Linked DNA regions of Homo sapiens: region 1 is linked to region 2. A link is an interaction called in ENCODE POLR2A ChIA-PET data of the cell type or tissue named here. Cell type or tissue: K562. All regions are shown on one strand. Each heading gives the region's core, and the rest is flanking DNA. Links, peaks and the distances in the headings are about the cores only. Region 1 overlaps RHBDD2 (rhomboid domain containing 2). Region 2 overlaps POR (cytochrome p450 oxidoreductase).

Region 1 (9,030 bases), core at 2,290-7,289, 79 kb after region 2:
TTTTTTTTAGCAGAATCTCACTCTGTCACCCAGGCTGGAGTTCAGGAGCACAATCTTGGCTCACTGCAACCTCTGCCTCCCACGTTCAAGCCACTCTTGTGGCTCAGCCTCCCAAGTAGCTGGGATTACAGGCATGCACCACGATGCCTGGCTAATGTTTCTATTTTTAGTAGAGATGAGGTTTTGCCATGTTGGCCAGGCTGGTCTCGAACTCCTGACCTCAAGTGATCCACTCCCCTCGGCCTCCCAAAGTGCTGGGATTACAGGCATGAGCCACTGCTCCTGGCCTATTATTTTTTTTGAGACAGGGTCTTGCTCTGTCGCCAAGGCTGGAGTGCAGGGGCACAATCTGGGTTCACTTCAGTCTCTACCTCCTGGGCTCAGGCAATCCTCCCATCTCACCCCCCTGAGTAGCTGGGACCACAGGCACACTAATTGGGCATTTTCACATAAGCAAGCTTTTCACTGTTACAACCAACTACAGATGGGGAAACTGAGGCTCAGAGAGGCAGAGTGACTTGCTTAAGACTATGCATTTTGTCCCTGATGGGGCCTGAATCACAACATTGCAACCAGGCTGTGGGTGGACCCCACACAGTGGGCCTTCAACACAACTGGATGTCTGGGGAGCAAAGGTTGGAACTGCTGACAGAGGCCCTGCTGACGGAGCCGCTCTGGCCTCCAAGACAGCTGCCAGCGGAAGCCCCTATGTGGACCTCTCCTGGGGGGGTGGAGGGGAGGCAGCTGTAGGCTGTGACCTTCTGAGGATGACCTTCACTGCCAGGCAGGTTCAGGATGAAAGGTGGCCCTGGCATTTGCAGTGATTTTGACCAGCCTGGGTCAGATAGCACCCGCGTGTCCTACATTCTAGATTTAGTGAACAAAAACACAGGACTCAGCTTTCTCTCCTTCCCTGGGACTCACGTCAAGGCCTAGGAGTCCTTGAGGGCAGAAATCCAGGGCCTGGTCCCATCCTTTGAAAATGTGTGAAATGCAGGGGTGAGGGGAGGGAGCCATGCAGGCAGCCTCCTTAGCTGGTGCTGGAGGAAACTGACCATTCCCTGCTTCCTGGCTTCAAACTCATGTTCATTCACAGAGCACGGGGCTGCGGGCTGCAAAGAAAGAGCCCCACAGAACTTGGAGGACAGCAAGGAAGGCACACAGATACCCGCCAGCTTACTGAGCAGGACAGGTGCTCTGTGGGGTATTGGAGATGCCCTGGGTTAGCGGGGACAGAGTGGAGCAGACACTAACCTGTCATTTCATCCATGCCACAGCTGGTTGGGGGAGGTCTCCATGCTTGTCCCTGCCATGGGACATAAAGGGCCTGGTCTCAGCACTGCCCTGTGCAACATCTGATCTACTGTCCTCAAAGCCTCCGTACATCCCGATGGTCCTCCTGGCACTGGCTTCTGTTCCCAGTGCACAGCGCGGCTTCTCACCAACCTCACTCTTTCTCATTCTGCAGCCAGAAAGCCTGCAAGGCCCCCCAAGTCATCCCAAGCATTGGCCCTGGGAATAGCACCTCCATCTTGATTTTTTTTAATGAGCCAGAGTCTCATCTTCTTGCCCAGGCTGGAGCACAGTGGTGCGATCATAGCTCACTGCAGCCTCAACCTCCTGGGCTCAAGTGATCCTCCTGCCTCAGCCTCCCTAGTAGCTGGAACTACAGGTACGCCACCACACCTGGCTAATTAAAAAATTTTGGGGGCTGGGTGAAGTGGCTTACGCTTGTAATCTCAGCACTTTGGAAGGCCGAGATGAGTGGGATCACGAGGTCAGGAGTTCAAGACCAGCCTGGCCAACATGGTGAAACCCCGTCTCTACTAAAAAAACACAAAAAGTACCTGAGTGTGGTGGCACACACCTGTACCCCCAGCTACTCAGGAGGCTGAGGCAGGAGAATCGCTTGAACCCGGGAGGTGGAGGTTGTAGTGAACTGAGATTGCGCCACTGCACCCCAGCCTGGGTGACAGAGTAAGACTCTGTCTCAAAAAAATAATAATAAAAAAATAAAAATAAATTTTGGCCAGGCACAGTGGCTCACACCTGTAATCCCAGAACTTTGGGAGGCCAAGGTGGGTGGATCACCTGAGGTCAGGAGTTTGAGATCAGCATGGCAAACATTGTGAAACCCCATCTCTACTAAAAACGCAAAAAAAAAAAAAAAAATTAGCCGGGCGTGGTGGTGTGCACCTGTAATTCCAGCTAGTTAGGAGGCTGAGGCAGGAGAATCACTTGAACCCAGAGGTGGAGGTTGAGTAAGTTGATACCATGTCACTGCACTCCAGCCTGGGCGACAGAGCAAGACTACTCAAAAAAAAAAAAAAAAAAAAATTTTTTTTTGGCTGGGCGCGGTGGCTCATGCCTGTAACGCCAACACTTTGGGAGGCCTAGGCGGGAGGATTGCTTGAGCCCAGGAGTTCAAGACCAGCCTGGGTCATATAGAAAGACCCAACCTCTACAAAAATTAGCCAGGTGTGGTGGTGTGCACCTGAAGTTTCAGCAACTTGGGGGGCTCAGGTGAGGTGAGAGGATCGCTTGAGCCTGGGAATTCTGGGCTGTGGGGAGCCATGTTTGTGCCACTGTCATTCCAGCCTGGGTGACAAAGGGAGACCTCCATCTCACATAATTTTTTTTTTTTTTGTAGAGTTGGGGGTCTCACAATGTCGTGCAGGCTGTTCTCAAACTCCTGGTCTCAAGAGATTTTCCCACCTCCACCTCACAAACTGCGGGGATTACAGGCATCGGCCACCGTGCCCAGCCTGTAACAAATTGTTAAACAGACAACTATAATTTCATGACAAGGCTGGGCATGGTGGCTCACTTCTGTAATCCCAGCACTTTGGGAGGCTGAGGTGGGCAGATCGCTTGAGGTCAGGAGTTCAAGACCAACCTGGCCAACATGGTGAAACCCCATCTATACTAAAAATACAAAAATTAGGCCAGGCGCAGTGGCTCACGCTTGTAATCCCAGCACTTTGGGAAGCTGAGGCGGGCAGATCACGAGATCAGGAGTTCAAGACCAGCCTGGTCAATATGGTGAAACTCTGCCTCTACTAAAAATACAAAAATTAGCCGGGCGTGGTGGCGCACGCCTGTAATCCCCGCTACTTTGGAGGCTTGAACTCAGGAGGCAGAGGTTGCAGTGAGCTGAGATCATGCCATTGCACTCCAGCCTGGGCGACAGAGCGAGCCTCCGTCACAAAAAAACAAAAAACAAAAACAAACAAAAAAACAAACAAAATTTAGCCGGCCATGGTGGCAGGTGCCTGTAGTCCCAGCTGCTCAGGATGCTGAGGCAGGAGAGTCGCTTGAACCCAGGAGGTGGAGGTTGCAGTGAGCCGAGATCGTACCACTGCACTCCAGCCTGGGCAACAGAGCGAGACTCTGTCTCGAAATAATAATAATAATAATAATAATAATAATAATAATAATAATAATTTCATGAGAAACCATAAGGCCGAGTTCACATTCCTAGTCCTCAGAGTTCCACGCTTGGGGATGTGGTGTCACTTGTCCCCACTCCCCGGCCCCATGGGCCACTGGCTGCCTTTCTCTTCCCACCGCTGCTCAGTCTGCACCATTTGGGGCCTCCTGCACCCTCCCCCCTTAGATGTCCTGGCCCACACACTCACACTTGGGACACACCCTCTGCCAACAGCAGCCCCTGGGCCTGGGATGGGCACACTGCTGGGGGATTTGTCCTCAGGAGGATGGACTCGGGTTGAGGTCCACAACACCCCTAGAGCCAGGCAGGGGGCCCTAAGAGCAGAGAATTCCAGGATCCCAGGGCGTGCTCCAGAAGCCAGGAGCATGGGTTTCAGGCTAGCATGGCCCTGAGAAGCACAGGAACCAGGCAGGGGCCCCTTTGCTCAGGCCCAAAGACCATAGTGTGCAAAGGCATGCATGCGTATGCACACACATACACACACTCACATACACTTCCCATGTCAAGGTTTGTCTGCAGAGGGAGCTTCACCCACCCATCTTCCTAGCTCATCTTTCCAGCTCTCCCTGTCCTGTCCTGGACCTCTGGGCCTTTCCCCAGGACCTTCTCCCCTACCTTTTGTGTTTGAGAGAGTCTCGCTCTGTCACCCAGGCTGGAGTACAGTGTCACGATCTTGGCTCACTGCAACCTCTGCTTCCCAGGTTCAAGTGATTCTCCCACCTCAGCCTCCCAAGTAGCTGGGACTGTAGGCGCCTGCCACTACACCTGGCTAATTTCTTTTGTATTGTTTGGTAAAGACGGGGTTTCGCCATCTTGGCCAGGTGCAGGTCTCCAACTCCTGATCTCAAGTGACCCACCGAACTGGGCCTCCCAAAGTGCTGGGATAACAGGCGTGAGCCACCACACCTGGCCTAAATTAGCCAGGCATGGTGGCGCATGACTGTAATCCCAGCTACTCGGGTGGCTGAGGCACGAGGATTGCTTGAACCTGGGAGGCGGAGGTTGCAGTGAGAAAGCAAACCTCCTTCTCTTTGCTGGCTTCCTCGAGAGGGCAGAGAGGGGAAGAGTGTGGGGCACTCAGGTCGTGGGACATCTGGGCTCCCTCCTTTCAGTGGGGAGTCTGGCTCTGTCCTCCCCAACCTCTACCGGTAGGTAACCTTTCTGTGCACCTGGAGCCCTGTGAGTGAACAAAATATGGACCACACCTGGGAGCAACAAAGGACTCACAGGAGCCTCAAGGGTTTTAAATTGCCTTTCCTGCCAACCGCAGGAATGCGCCCTGGCCAGGCATAGAGAGGAGGAGTGGGCCTGTCACATGGCACTGAGAAAGTGCAGCTCACCTTTCCGCCGAGATGCCAGCCACGTGAAAGAGCCAGTCCCCCGGGGTGAGGCCTGGGGCTCAGGCACTGGGCTCAGACTCCCTGGCCCCAGTTCTGTGCACAGTAAAATGATCAGAGAAACCTTATCGTGGTCACTACCACCCACAGCGTCAAGTTGAAACCCTCAGGCTGGCCTTCCAAGCCCTTCCCACCCCGGCCTGGGTGGCCTCTCCACGTCCTCTGAGCCAGCCCTGTGTAATCTCCCACACTCCACTTTCTTGTCCTAACAGGCGGGACACAGCTGTTTTTGGTGCACACCGCCCTCTTCCCCTGGAACGTCTTTTTCTTTTCTTTTTCTTTCTTTTTTTTCTGAGACAGTATTTCTCTGTCACCCAGGCTGGACTGCAGTTGCACAATCTCGGCTCACTGTAACCTCTCGTGTTCAAGCAATTATCCTGCCTCAGCCTCCTGAGTAGCTGGGATTACAGGTGTGCACCAGCACACCCAGCTAATTTTTGTATTTTGAGCAGAGATGGGGTTTCGCCATGTTGGCCAGGCTGGTCTGGAACGCCTGACCTCGTGATCCAGCAGCCCTGGCCTCCCAAAGTGCTGGGGTTACAGTCGTGAGCCACCACGCCCAGCCTGGAACATCTTTTTCTACGTTCCATAGGTCTGGCCAGCCCTTGAGGCCAGCAGAGACCTTGCCTGGGTCCTACAGGACTGGCTGCTTCTCCCAGAACTGGTACCTCCTGGCATTACCGTGGGTTTCTGTCTCCCTTAGAGACTGTGCTGGGACCAGGTCTTAGTCACCTCTGTGTCCCCAGCCCCTGGGATAAGGCCAGAATGTAGTACATGCTCAGTAATTATTTGATGAGAGAATGAATGAGTGAGCGAATGAATGAATGCGTGAAAGGGTGAGGGAGGGGGTGACCAGGACTCAGGCTCCTGGGATCTGTGGCCTTTGGCTGTGAGTTCCCCATTAGGCCAGGCAGACAGGTCATCAGGACGCAGAGCACCAAGCAATAAGCATGGGTGGGGCCTCCCAAGCCCACGCTGTCCTTGTGCAGATGTCCAGGGCAACAAACATTTATTGAGCACCTGCTGTTTGCATCACCCGTGCCATGCTCCTGCAGCCACTTTGTCATGTTGGGTGGGCGTGCTTGGCCCATTCCCTCCTGGCTCTCTGTTCTCCCTGTCCACCTGGAAGCTCTTCACCTGCTTCTCTTCTTGGATTCCTTCAGGTCTCAGCAGAAATGTCACCTTCCCAGGGAGGCCATCCTTGACCACTGGATTTACAGTTGCTGCTCTTTTTTTTTTTTTCTGTGACAGAGTCTCACTCTGTTGCCCAGGCTGGAGTGCAGTGGTGCGATCTCAGCTCACTGCAACCTCCACCTCCTGGATTCGAGTGATTCTCCCGCCTCAGCCTCGCGGGTAGCTGGGACTAGAGGCGCCCGCCACCACGCCCGGCTAATTTTTTTTTTTTTTTTTTTTAGTAGAGATGGTTTTTCACTATGTTGACCAGACTGGTCTTGAACTCCTGACCTCAAGTGATCTGCCCGCCTCAGCCTCCCAAAGTGTGGGATTACAGGCGTGAGCCACTGTGCCCGGCATGTTCTTTAAATGAAAGAATGATTCAGTAAACAGATGGGCGTGTGAAGGAATGACATAGCTCAACCCACGGCTCCCACAGCCTTTATCTTGCCTTGTAATTACCTGCAAATCAACTTCCTACACGGTACTCAGTTCCTTAGAGCAGGGGTTCGCAACCTCAGGGACCACCAACTGGCACCAGTCTACCCATCTGTCACTGTCTCCCATCACCCCCAGATGGGACCCTCTAGTTGCAGGAAAACAAGCTCAGGGCTCCCACTGATTCTGCATTATGGTGAGTTGTATAATTATTTCATTGTATATTAACAATGTAATAATAAAGTGCACAATAAATGGAATGCACTTGAATCATCCTGAAACCATCCCCATACCTGTCTGTGGAAAAATTATCTTCCACGAAACCGGTCCCTGGTGCCAAAAAAGTTGGGGACCACTGCCTTAGAGTATAAGGGCAAGCCTTTCTTCTGATGTCCGCGCTGAGGAGCAGAGCCTACCTGAGGTTTGCAGAGCGAGCAGGGCATGAATCTGCTTCTCTGCTGCCCTCCGCCAACCGAGCAGGGAAACTGATAATGTCTGGAAGCTTCTCTGGCCGCTGTGGGTCCTGCCCTGTCTGGGGATGGGAGGGGAGGGGTTTCCAGCATGTTGGGGGTAATGCTTTCACTTATGCTTAATGAGCTGTGCTCTCCATCCTCCTAACAGCCAGAGGACATGGTTAGTACCCTCCCACCCTCCCTCCACAGCCCCCCTCTCTTTCCATGGAAGGGTTGGTCCTCAGGATCCTGCTGATCCCCAGCTTGTCAGGCCATGCTGGGCTGGGGGCCTCCTCTGCGCCCCTGAAGTGCTGCTTCGCCCCATCACAGCTTTGCAGGGCACTGAATGACAAATGTTTTTTTTTGAGAGGGAGTCTTGCTCTGTCACCCAGGCTGGAGTGCAGTGGTGTGACCTCAGTTTGCTGCAACCTCTGCCTCCTGGGTTCAAGCAATTCTCTTGCCTTGGCCTCCCGAGTAGCTGGGACTACAGGCGTGTGCCACCATGCTCAGCTAATTTTTTTTTTTGAGATGGAGTCTCACTCTGTCACTCAGGCTGGAGTGCAGTGGCATGATCTCGGCTCACTGCAACCTCCGCCTCCCTGCCTCAGCCTCCCGGATAGCTGTGATTACAGGCGCCCACCACCACGCCCGGCTAATTTTTGTAAATAGAGACAGGGTTTCACCATCTTAGCCAGGCTGGTCTTGAATTCCTGACCTCGTAATCCACCAGCCTTGGCCTCCCAAAGTGCTAGGATTACAGATGTGAGCCACTGCGCCCGGCCAATTTTTGCATTTTTAGTAGAGATGGGATTTCACCATGTTGGCCAGGCTGGTCTTGAACTCCTGACCTCAAGCGATCCGCCCACCCAGACCTCCCAAAGTGCTGGAATGACAGGCGTGAGTCACTGAGCCCGGCCTGAATGATAATTATTTTCCATTTCTTCTGCTCCAATGAGCTCCCCAAGGGCGGGCATCACCTATTCATCCGTTCATTCCACTCATATTTATTGAGTGCCAGGCCCCATGCTAGGGGCTCCCTGCGCACATGGGGCTCATCATCATTGAGCCTCCGGCTTGGCACAGAATCAGTGAATGGTTTCCGGACATGGGCATATTAGTGGATGATTTGACAGGCAAATGGGAGAAGGGGTTGGGATGGCCTCCAGAGCTTCCAAAATGCACGTGAGGGTGAGAAAGGGTCCCACTGTGAGCTGACTCCAGGCTGTGTTGTGCATTGTGGCCAGACTAAGGAAAAGTCCCAAGGAACAAAGAGATTTAAAAACCAGGGCCACACACAGTGGCACACCCTCTCACCCCAGCGCAGGCCCCTTCTTGCTCATGTCTGAGGCCCCCCCAGGCGTGGGCCCGTCACGGCCCCACCCTCACCAGGCTGGATGGGCTTGGGGTTCTGTCTTATACATGTCCAAAGACCTAAAACCTATCAGAAAGCCAGTCTAGAATGGGCCATCCAGCTCCTGGGATAAATGAAGGCCACGTGTTACTAGGTCCACAAAACACCAGGCAGCTGGCATGCCTTCTCAACACAGCCTGCCGTGAGGAGCCCCAGCTGTCCTCAAGGGCTGGCCAGGTGAGTGACAGCTCAGCCACACTCATCAGTGCCCTGCACTGTCTCATAGAGGCCCCCCGCCCCTCACTCCTGGTTCCTGGTCAACATGGCCAACAGGAGACACTGGTGGTAAAGCCAGCGTCTTCTCCCGTCTTGCTTCAGGGACATCGCCAGCAGTGCCCATGTCCTTCTTGGCACAGCCCTGCCAGCAGCCCTCCTAACTGTAGTCCCAGCTTCTGGGCTCTGGCAACACCCCTCTCTCTCAGGGCAGCAGTGGCTCCTGCTGGTACCCATCTCAGTTGCCTGCTCCCCACGAGACCCCCATTCCTGACCCACTGGGCCCTGGTCACCTGCCTGACCTGGCCCTGGTGCATCTCTCCTCTCTGCCGCCACACCACACATTGCCACTGCCCAGATCTCAGCGCACTCCCTCTTCCCCAGCCAGACCACAAAGGAAGCACACGCCAGCACGGCAGGTCAGAGGCTGTTTCTTTATACAAAGGCAGACAACATGGACACCTCAGCATGCTGCTGCAGTTCATGGGGGCCCAT
Region 2 (9,030 bases), core at 2,629-7,628:
GGGAGGCTGAGGTGGGAGGATCACTTGAGCCTGGGAGGTTGAGGCTGAAGTGAGCTGTGATTGAGCCACTGCACTCCAGCCTGGGTGACAGGAGTGAGACTGAGTCTCAAAACAAAACCACCACCAAAAAAAACTTAGGGATTACAATAAATGTTCTTATACTTTTTAAAGTTCCTGAATTTTCCACAAATCATTGTTAAATCATTAAAAATTGTTTTTTTTTTTCTTGAGACAGAGTTTTGCTCTTGTCGCCTAGGCTGGAGTGCAGTGGTGCGATCTCGGCTCACTGAAACCTCTGCCTCCTGGGTTCAAGCGATTTTCCTGCCTCAGCCTCCTGAATAGCTGGGATTACAGGTGTCCGTCACCATGCCTGGCTAATTTTTTGTGTTTTTAGTAGAGACAGGGTTTCACCATGTTGGTCCAGCTGGTCTCAAAGCTCCTGACCTCAGGTGATCCGCCCGTCTCAGCCTCCCAAAGTGCTGGGATTACAGACATGAGCCACTGCACCCGGCCAAAAGGATTTTTTTTTTTTTTAGATGGAATCTTGCTCTGTTGGCCAGGCTGGAGTGCAGTGGTGCGATCTTGGCTCAATGCAACCTCCGCCTCCCGGGTTCAAGTGATTCTCCTGCATCAGCCTCCCGAGTACCTGGGACTACAGGTGCATGCCACCACGCCCGGCTAATTTTTGTATTTTTAGTAGAGACAGGGTTTTCGCCCAAAAGGATATTTTAAAATAATCACCGTAAAAATACTTAATAGAAGAGAAAGTGCTCATGATTATCAGGTTAAGAGAACAAAAGATGACCTAAGATAGCAGCTAAATATTTACAGGAGCATCAAAATATATAAAATACCTAGAAATAAACTTTGTAAGAGATGTGTCAGAAGCTACTGAACTACACACAAAGGACTCACGCCAATGGAAAAGCACCCCGATTATGGACAGGGAGTCTCGACCCACAAAAATGGCAGCTCTATTTATGTCACTAGAGAAATGTGGCATGATGTAATAGAAATCTGAACCAGCTGGGTGCAGTGGCTCACACCTGTAATCCCAGTACCCTGGGAGGCCACACCAGGAGGACTGCTTAAGCCCAGGAGTTTGAGAACAGCCTGGGCAACAGAGTGAGACCCAGTCTCTACCAAAAAAAAAAAAAAAAATCTGAACAGCTTTTTTTTCCTCAACAAATTGATCCTAAAAGTCACGGAAAAATAAGTAAGAATCCATATATTAAAACATTATTTGGCAATAAAAAGGAAGTACTAACATATGCTACAGTGTGGGTGAACCTTGAACACGTTGCGCCCAGTGAAAAGAACCCAGAGACCCAGCTATTATTATTATTATTTGACACAGGGTGTAGCTGTTGCCCAGGTTTGAGTCCAGTGGTCACTGCAATCTGTGCCTCCCAAGCTCAAGCTATCCTCCCACTTCAGCCTCTCAGGTAGCGGGGACTATAGGTGCGCACCACTGTGTCCCACTAATTTTTCTATTTTTTGTGGAGATGGGGTTTCGCCATGTTGCCCAGGCTGGTCTCAAACTCCTGGGCTCAAGCGACCTGCCCATCTCGGCCTCCCAAAGTGTTGGGATTACAGGCATGAGCCACTGCGCCCAGCCCAGGAATTAAGTATATGATAAAGGTGGCATTTCAAACCAGTGGGGGAAAGATGGACTCTAATACATGGTGTTTAGACAGCTATGTAAAATGTAGAGTTGGATTCATACCTCACATCTTACATCAGGATAAATTCCCAATAGATCAGATTTTAAATTTTGAATATGAAAAACAAAACCCTAAAAGTACTAGAAAAAAAAAATACAGGAATATCTTTATCTCTTTAGCATGGGGAAGACCTTCAAATTATGACTCTAAGACCAGAAGTCACGAAAAGAAAGAATCATATAGGTGACTCTGTAACTTTTACACAGCAAAACAAATAAAAATGCGATCAGCTAGGTTGAAAGACAAACTTTTTTTTAAGAGATGGAATCTCACTAAAAGACAAACTCTTTAACGGGCAAGATATTTTCAACTTATATCACAGACAAGAGATTCATCTCCCTAATAATTTCAAGGAGAAAGATCAATCCCAACAGAAAAGCAGGCAAAAGATGTGAAGAGAGAATCTATTAAAAAAAGAAAAAAGAGGCTGGGTGCGGTGGTTCAGGCCTGTAATTCCAGAACTTTGGGAGGCCAAGTTGAGTGGATGACCTGAGGTCAGGAGTTCGAGACCAGCCTGGCCAACATGGCAAAACCCTGTCTCTACTGAAAATACAAAAGTTAGCCAGGCATGGTAGCACGCACCTGTAATCCCAGCTACTCAGGAGAATGAGGCATGAGAATTGCTTGAACCCGGGAGGTGGAGATTGCAGTGAGCTGAGATCACACCACTGCACTCCAGCCTGGGCAACAAAGCGAGACCCTGTCTCAAAAAAAAAAAAAAAAAAAAGAAAAGAAAAAAGAAAAAGAAACGAAGCCATCTAGACCTAGGTGGGTGAAAATCTACTGAATCTCATTCATAAAAATGTAAATTACAACTATACTGAGTTTTTTTTTTAAGCCTAGAAAACTGACAAAAATCTAAACTTTAATAACAAACTGTTGGCAAGGCTGTGGGGAACAGTTTTCTCACACGTCGCTATTCTTGAGCGCGTGCCACGGTGTGACTCCTACGGGGACGATTTGTAGCTTCTATCACGATTGCAAACACATCTACCTTCCAATCCAGCAATTCCACTTCTGGGACTGCTTTGTATTTGAAATGTGCAAACCGAGCTACATATTCACAGTGACATTGTTGGTAAGAGCCAAAGAGTAGCAACAGCCCCAGTGCCCATCTTTAATAGGACAGGGTTAAGTGCGTTACAGTGAATCCAGATGGCCATATAATGGAATCATGGTACAGCTAAGATGATGGCAGTATCTTTGTATTGATATGGAAGGATCTTTGAGACATATCAAGTTGTTTTGTGTTCTTTTTTTTTTAAAGCAAGGTCAGCCGGGCGCAGTGGCTCACGCCTGTAATCCCAGCACTTTGGGAGACCGAGGCAGATGGATCACGAGGTCAGCAGTTTGAGACCAGCCTGGTCAACATGGTGAAACCCCGTCTCTACTAAAAATACAAAAATTAGCCAGGCACGGTGGCAGGCGTCTAACCCCAACTACTCCGGAGGCTGATGCGGGAGAATCACTTGAACCGAGGAGGTGAAGGTTGCAGTGAGCCAAGACCGTGCCATTGCACTCCAGCCTGGGCGACAGAGCGAGACTCTGTCTCAAAAAAAAAAAAAAAAAAAAAAAAAGCAAGGTCTGGAACAGTGCACATAGTATGCCACGTTTTGTGTTTTAAGAAAAGTGTAGGCTGGATGCAATGGCTCGCACCTACAGTCCCAGCACTTTGGGAGGCGGAGGCAGAAGGATTGCTTGAGGCCAGGAGTTCAAGACCAGCCTGGGCAACATAGCGAGAACCTGTTCCTATGAAGAATAAATTAAAAAATTAGCCAGGCGTGGTGGTGTGCACCTGTAGTCCCAGCTACTTGGGAGGCTGTGGTAGGAGGATGGCTTGAGTCTAGGAGTTTGAGGCTGCAGTGAGCTATGATGGCGCCGCTGCACTCCAGCCTGGGCAACACAGTGAGACCCTGTCTCTAAAATAAAATAAAGGTTTTTTTAAATTAAAAATAAGAGTCTCTGTTTGTTTTACTTGTATGTTCATACAGGAACTCTAGAAGGATCCATAAATAATAAGAACAGTGGGGATGAGTGGGTGGCAGAGGGGAGCTTTCCACTGAATAGTGGATGTTTTTATTTTAACTATGTAAATGTAGTACTGATGCCTACAATTAAATAGTTAAATTGGCTGGGTGCGGTGGTTCACGCCTGTAATCCCAGCACTTTGGGAGGCTGAGGCGGGCGGATCACCTGAGGTCAGGAGTTCAAGACCAGTCTGGCCAACATGGTGAAATCCCATCTCTATTAAAAATACAAAAATTAGCTGGGCGTGGTGGCACGCACCTGTAATCCCAGCTACTCGGGAGGCTGAGGCACGAGAATGGCTTGAACCCGGGAGGTGGAGCTTGCAGTGAACCGAGATTGCGCCACTGCACTCCAGCCTGGGTGACAGAGCGAGATTCCATCTCAAAAAAAAAAAAGTAACAAAAACAAAGCGGAGAGAAAATGGCAGTGGTGCCACGACCGCAGCTCTGTGAGATTTACCTCTGCTCCTGGACAGGCCAGGGCCAGACGGGAGAAGCTTCGTGAGTTAGAGGGAGGGTCTGTTCTTAGACTTTGGTTTGTTCAAAAAGTAAAGATTCAAGGAAACAAACTGTCCCAGCAACAGCAGAGCTGCTTCAGGGCTTTGGTTAGGCAAGAATGACTCCCAAGCGAGCCGGGCTGCGTTCCCTCTCCTGGCCACCGGGACATCCTCTATGCGGTGACGCCAGCCGTCTGCTAGACTTGATTACATGCCCATCGGGGCCGAGGCTTCCTGAGAAGAGTAAAGACATGCAGGAAACTCACCGTTTTCTTCATCTTTTCCACAAAGCTGCTCTCTCTGACAGAGGAGGTCCTGCAAGACAAAAGTGTGCAATGAGCGTGGGAGGCAGGTGTCATGGGACACAGGTGTCACGGGACGTGGGTGTCCTTAGATGCAGGTTTCATGGGATGCTGTGGCAGCACAGGGAGGGGACATTCCAGCTTTGTCCCGTGCCACTCCCCAGGGGCTAAGCCAGCAGCTGGCCTCTAATCCAACACCAGGGCTCCCAGGCCTCCCGCACCAGCTCACCCTTCCCATTTCCCCTACAGTAAAGCCTCTTGCGACACCAGTGCTTTGCAAAGCCAAGACCTCTCCTGCACCCAGATAGATATGGGCTTGTTTCCCTCAAGGAAGAGCCAAGGTTTCCACTTCCCTCTTCCTCCCCACCCACAGCCCAGGTCCCCACGGCCTGACCTCAGCCTGACCTTCCACCTCTTCACCTCTTCCTTCTCCAGCCCCTGCCTCTCACATCTGCCACTTCCCTGCTCCGCTCTTCAACAGCTCCCACGACCCATGGGATCCGGGCACATGAGTCCCCTCAGAGTCTGTCTCCAGCGTCACCTGCCACTCCCCTCCACAAACCAAGCTTGATGCCTAATTCACACCCCCTCCCTGCATGGTGGCCTCAGAATCCTGTGCACGCCATCGCTTCCACCCAGAGCCTTCCTGCCACAGTCCCCTCACCTGGCTGACCCCCGCTCTGCCCTCAAGGTCCTGCGCAAGGGTCAGCTCCCCTGGGATTCAAAGACCCCCTCTGCTTCCCCTGCACTGGGCCACATTTCATTTTTCCCTTCTCTGCGTTCCTGGGACTACAGCCCTCACCTTGGTCCATCCCCTCCAGAGGGCAGCCTGGTGCCCGCCAGCCTCAGGATCAGGCTGGGGTGACACAATCTTCTGTCCACTGTCCACTTCTGGCCTTCTACCCCCGCACCACCCCTCACCCCGCCCCATTTTCCGTTCTTCTGTTTCCTTCTGACCCTTGCCCCAAGCCTGCAGGGCCAGAGGAACAAGCCCAGTGCCCCTTGCCCAGGACTTTCAAGCTGAAGGAGGTGAAAAACGCTGGCTGAATACAGCAAGGTGGGAAACACCTTCCTCTGGGTGGTGGAGATTTGAAATATGGCCATTCTGAATCAAGTGACAAACCTGAAGATGAAAATACATTTTTGTATTTAAAATGACATTTTTGGTCGGGCATAGTGGCTCATGCACGTAATTCCAGCACTTTGGGAGGTTGAGGCGGGAGGATCACTTGAGTCAGGAGTTTGAGCCCAGCCTGACCAACATGGCAAAACCCCGTCTCTACTAAAAATACAAAAATTAGCCGGGCCTGGTGACGCGCACCTGTAATCTCACCTACTCGGGAGGCTGAGGCAGGAGAATCACTTGAACTAGGGAGGCGGAGGTTGCAGTGAGCCGAGATCACGCCACTGTACTCCAGCCTGGGCAACAGAGTGAGAATCTGTCTCAAAAAATAAAATAAAATAAAATAAAATAAAATAAAATAAAAAACGCCATTAAAGGAAGGAAAGGCAAGCTGCAGTGTGGGAGAGGATATTTGTAATGTACTTATATGTGGGCAAAAGACTTTGATCGAGAATGTAAGAAAGCCCTACAAATCAACAGGAAAAAGACAAATCCTCCATCAGAAAAACTATCAAAAGACTTGAAGAGGCATTTTCTTTTTCTTTTTTTTTTTTGAGATGGAGTCTCGCTTTGTCGCCCAGGCTGGAGTGCAGTGGCACGATCTTGGCTCACTGCAACTTCCAAGAAGAGGCATTTTCTTAAAGAGAGTATCCAAGAACCTAGCTCAGTGGCCGACACTTGTAATGCCAGCACTTTGGGAAACCAAGGTGGGAGGATCACTTGAGGCCAGTTTGAGACCAGCCTGGGTAAAACAGCAATACTCTACCTCTAAAAAAAAAAATTTTTTTTAATTAGCCCGGTGTGGTGGTCTGTGCCTGTGGTCCCAGCTACTCAGGAGGCTGAGGTGGGAGGATCCCTTGAACCTGGGTGTTTGAAGCTGCAGTGGGCGATGATCTCACCACTGTGCGATCACATGACCGTGCGGTGCGATCATAGCTCACTGCAGCTTCAAACACCCGGGTTCCAGCCCGGGAGACAGAGGGAGACCCTGTAAATCAACCAACCAACCGATATAAATAAACAGAAGTGGTACATGTGGGGCCCGACTGATTGATTTTGAAGCCTCCAACAATAAGGATAATTAGAATAGCTACACCCTGAGTAAGGGGACCCCAGCAGAGCAGATATTTTAAACAAGAGAAAAGTGGCCGATTCTGAACACCCCTCCCGCAGTGGCCCGGCCCCATTTCCCACCTCTCTGGGCTACGCTAAGCTACTCACATTTCCACGCGGCTCCCTGGGCCTACAAGGCCCTTCCTGTGACCCCTTCCCACCTTCTACTCATCCTTTACCACAGAACTTAACTTTCCTCTCCCAGAGGCCGTCCCTGCCCCTCACGCAGCAACGCTACTGTCGCCGTCTTCGCTGTGGCACACACACTGGTCGGCCAAGGCACTTTACTCTGCACATTCCTGTGGCTTAACTGGAAGCCTGGGTTGAATAACCTTGGGGGCTGTCTGTGTATCCCTGCCATGAGCGCGACGCCTAGCACACGGCACAGGACGCCGTGTCTCCTCCTAGGGTGGCCAGCCCTGAGTTCTCTGTCCAGCACGAGGCTGGCAGGGGCGGACTAAGAGGCTGTTGAGGGCACTTCTCACTCCCTAGCCACCTCTGAGGTCTGACCTGGCATCAGCTGAAAAGCCAACCCCTATCTCTACTCAAAGGACAGATGCTTCCAGGGAAGTTCCATCTCCAACAAAGTGGATCTGAAGATTTGCTGAAGAAAAGGACAAGAGCAAACTCCAGTGCCCCGTGAGTGCCTGGCGGGTAACACAGGCCAGCCAGGTGGGGGCACGGGAGGCACTGCGCCAGGCACCGAGGGCATGAGACTAGAACGAGACAACCTGTGACTTCACAGGCCCAATCCTCCAGCCAGGGGAAGACAGCCTCCGAGGAGGATCCCAGCAAGATGGGAAGAGCCACGTGGCAGGGCGGACCTGGCTTTAAATCCTGGCTCTGACACTAGACAGGCACGGGACTGCACAGGCCCCGCCCCTCTCGTGCCCACACTATTATTAAAGAGCTGCATCTGGTTATTGCAGCCTCCCCAGTGCCTGACTGGGGAACTTGGTTAACACCCAGTAGAAAAAAGGGCATTCCCTGGAAGGCGGTCAGCCTGTGATTTCAAAGACATCCATGGCACAAGGTGGCATGTGCTAAGACCACATAGATGGATGGCACAGTTCACGCCACAGGGACGGATGGGACAGGACAGGTTCACGCCACAGGGCTTCAAAGGGAGCAGACGCTTATGGCTGAAGAAACCGGGAAAGGCCTCTTGGACGAGCTGGGCTGTCTTCTCAGGAATAGAAAACGGCCCCCTGGAGAGACAGCCCCACGGGAAGCGGGGTGCCAAGGGATGGCAACTTCCAAGCTCGGCTCCCATCCCAGAAGCCCGGCAAGTGGCGGGGGAGGAGGGCTTCCATGTGACCTCCTGACGCAGTTGGACAAAGCAGAATGCCAGGCTGGCTGGCCCTGGGAGTGGACAGGGGAGCCTCTGGGCTGGAACGTCAGAGTGGACAAGGTGTGCCAGCCTGCTCTGCCCCAAGGCTAGGGTTCACCCAGGAAGTGTGAGTGGTCCAGGGGGGAAAAGGGAACCCAAGGAGCTGGAGGCGGACCTGTGCCTCTAGGTCACCGGCGCAACACAGAACAATTCCTTCAAGTTCCTGCTGGTTAAACCCATCCTGCCGGGGAGGGTGCCAGGAAACTCCCTTCCCAACCCAAGGCCCTGCTGGGGGCTCCAAGAAGCAAAGTTCACGGGCTTAGCCCGAGAGGGCCCACACTGGACTGCTCTGAATGGGCTCCATTCCATCGGAGGACCTCAGACCTGGATTTGCATGGGGGACCTGATTATTTATAGGCAGAGAAGAGGGTGCATGAGGCCTTCCTGGTCTCCAGTCCAAATTCCTTCCTTTGGAAGCAGGGAAATGCAGCGTGCAAGTCCTGGACCAGAGGGGCCACCAGTGCCTAGGCCTGGCTGAGTCCCTCGCCAGAGACAGGGGCAGCAACCCTGGGAATGGCTGACCTTGCTGTTAACTCCAGGCAGCCGCATCTTCAGGCCTCCAGCAGGTCCCCGCCAGGAGGAAGTCTCCCACACTCGAGTGAGGGTGCAGGCGTCCCCTGGCCAAGGGGCATGAGGGCAGTCTGCCGCCAGGGACAGTGTCAGGAACTGACCTTCTCAGAGCGGGCTCCTCAGGTGGAGACGAGTACGTGCACCCCATGGCTTCTCACTCTCAGCTCCAGGACTTAAGGAAAAAGGAGGGTCACAGCTCTCTCCTGGACACCAGCAGGGGCCAGCAGATGGAAAGTTCGGCCCTGTGCATCCCCTGTTCCGTACTGGTGAGGAAGTTGCCTGGG

What was found. Peaks named below come from ENCODE experiments on the same cell type or tissue, not always from the same donor. Only the 100,000 strongest peaks of a DNase experiment are listed, where the experiment ranks them.
Region 1: POLR2A ChIA-PET joins it to region 2 with 6 read pairs; 8 of 35 experiments call an interaction of 5 or more read pairs at or near these places.

The regions. Positions count from the first base shown.
Region 1 is chr7:75,888,847-75,897,876 of GRCh38, reverse strand. RHBDD2 (rhomboid domain containing 2) reads right to left here. Exons shown (of 4, transcript NM_001040456.3): 4 at 8,951-9,030. Among named protein-coding and RNA genes, the nearest start is that of RHBDD2, 14 kb to the right of the region's middle. In K562, for the core only: no CTCF peak of the experiment used is centred there; a DNase peak (open chromatin) is centred at 4,896.
Region 2 is chr7:75,967,946-75,976,975 of GRCh38, reverse strand. It overlaps POR (cytochrome p450 oxidoreductase), which reads right to left. Exons shown (of 16, transcript NM_001395413.1): 3 at 4,515-4,563. Among named protein-coding and RNA genes, the nearest start is that of TMEM120A, 22 kb to the left of the region's middle. In K562, for the core only: no CTCF peak of the experiment used is centred there; DNase peaks (open chromatin) are centred at 4,395, 4,975 and 6,585.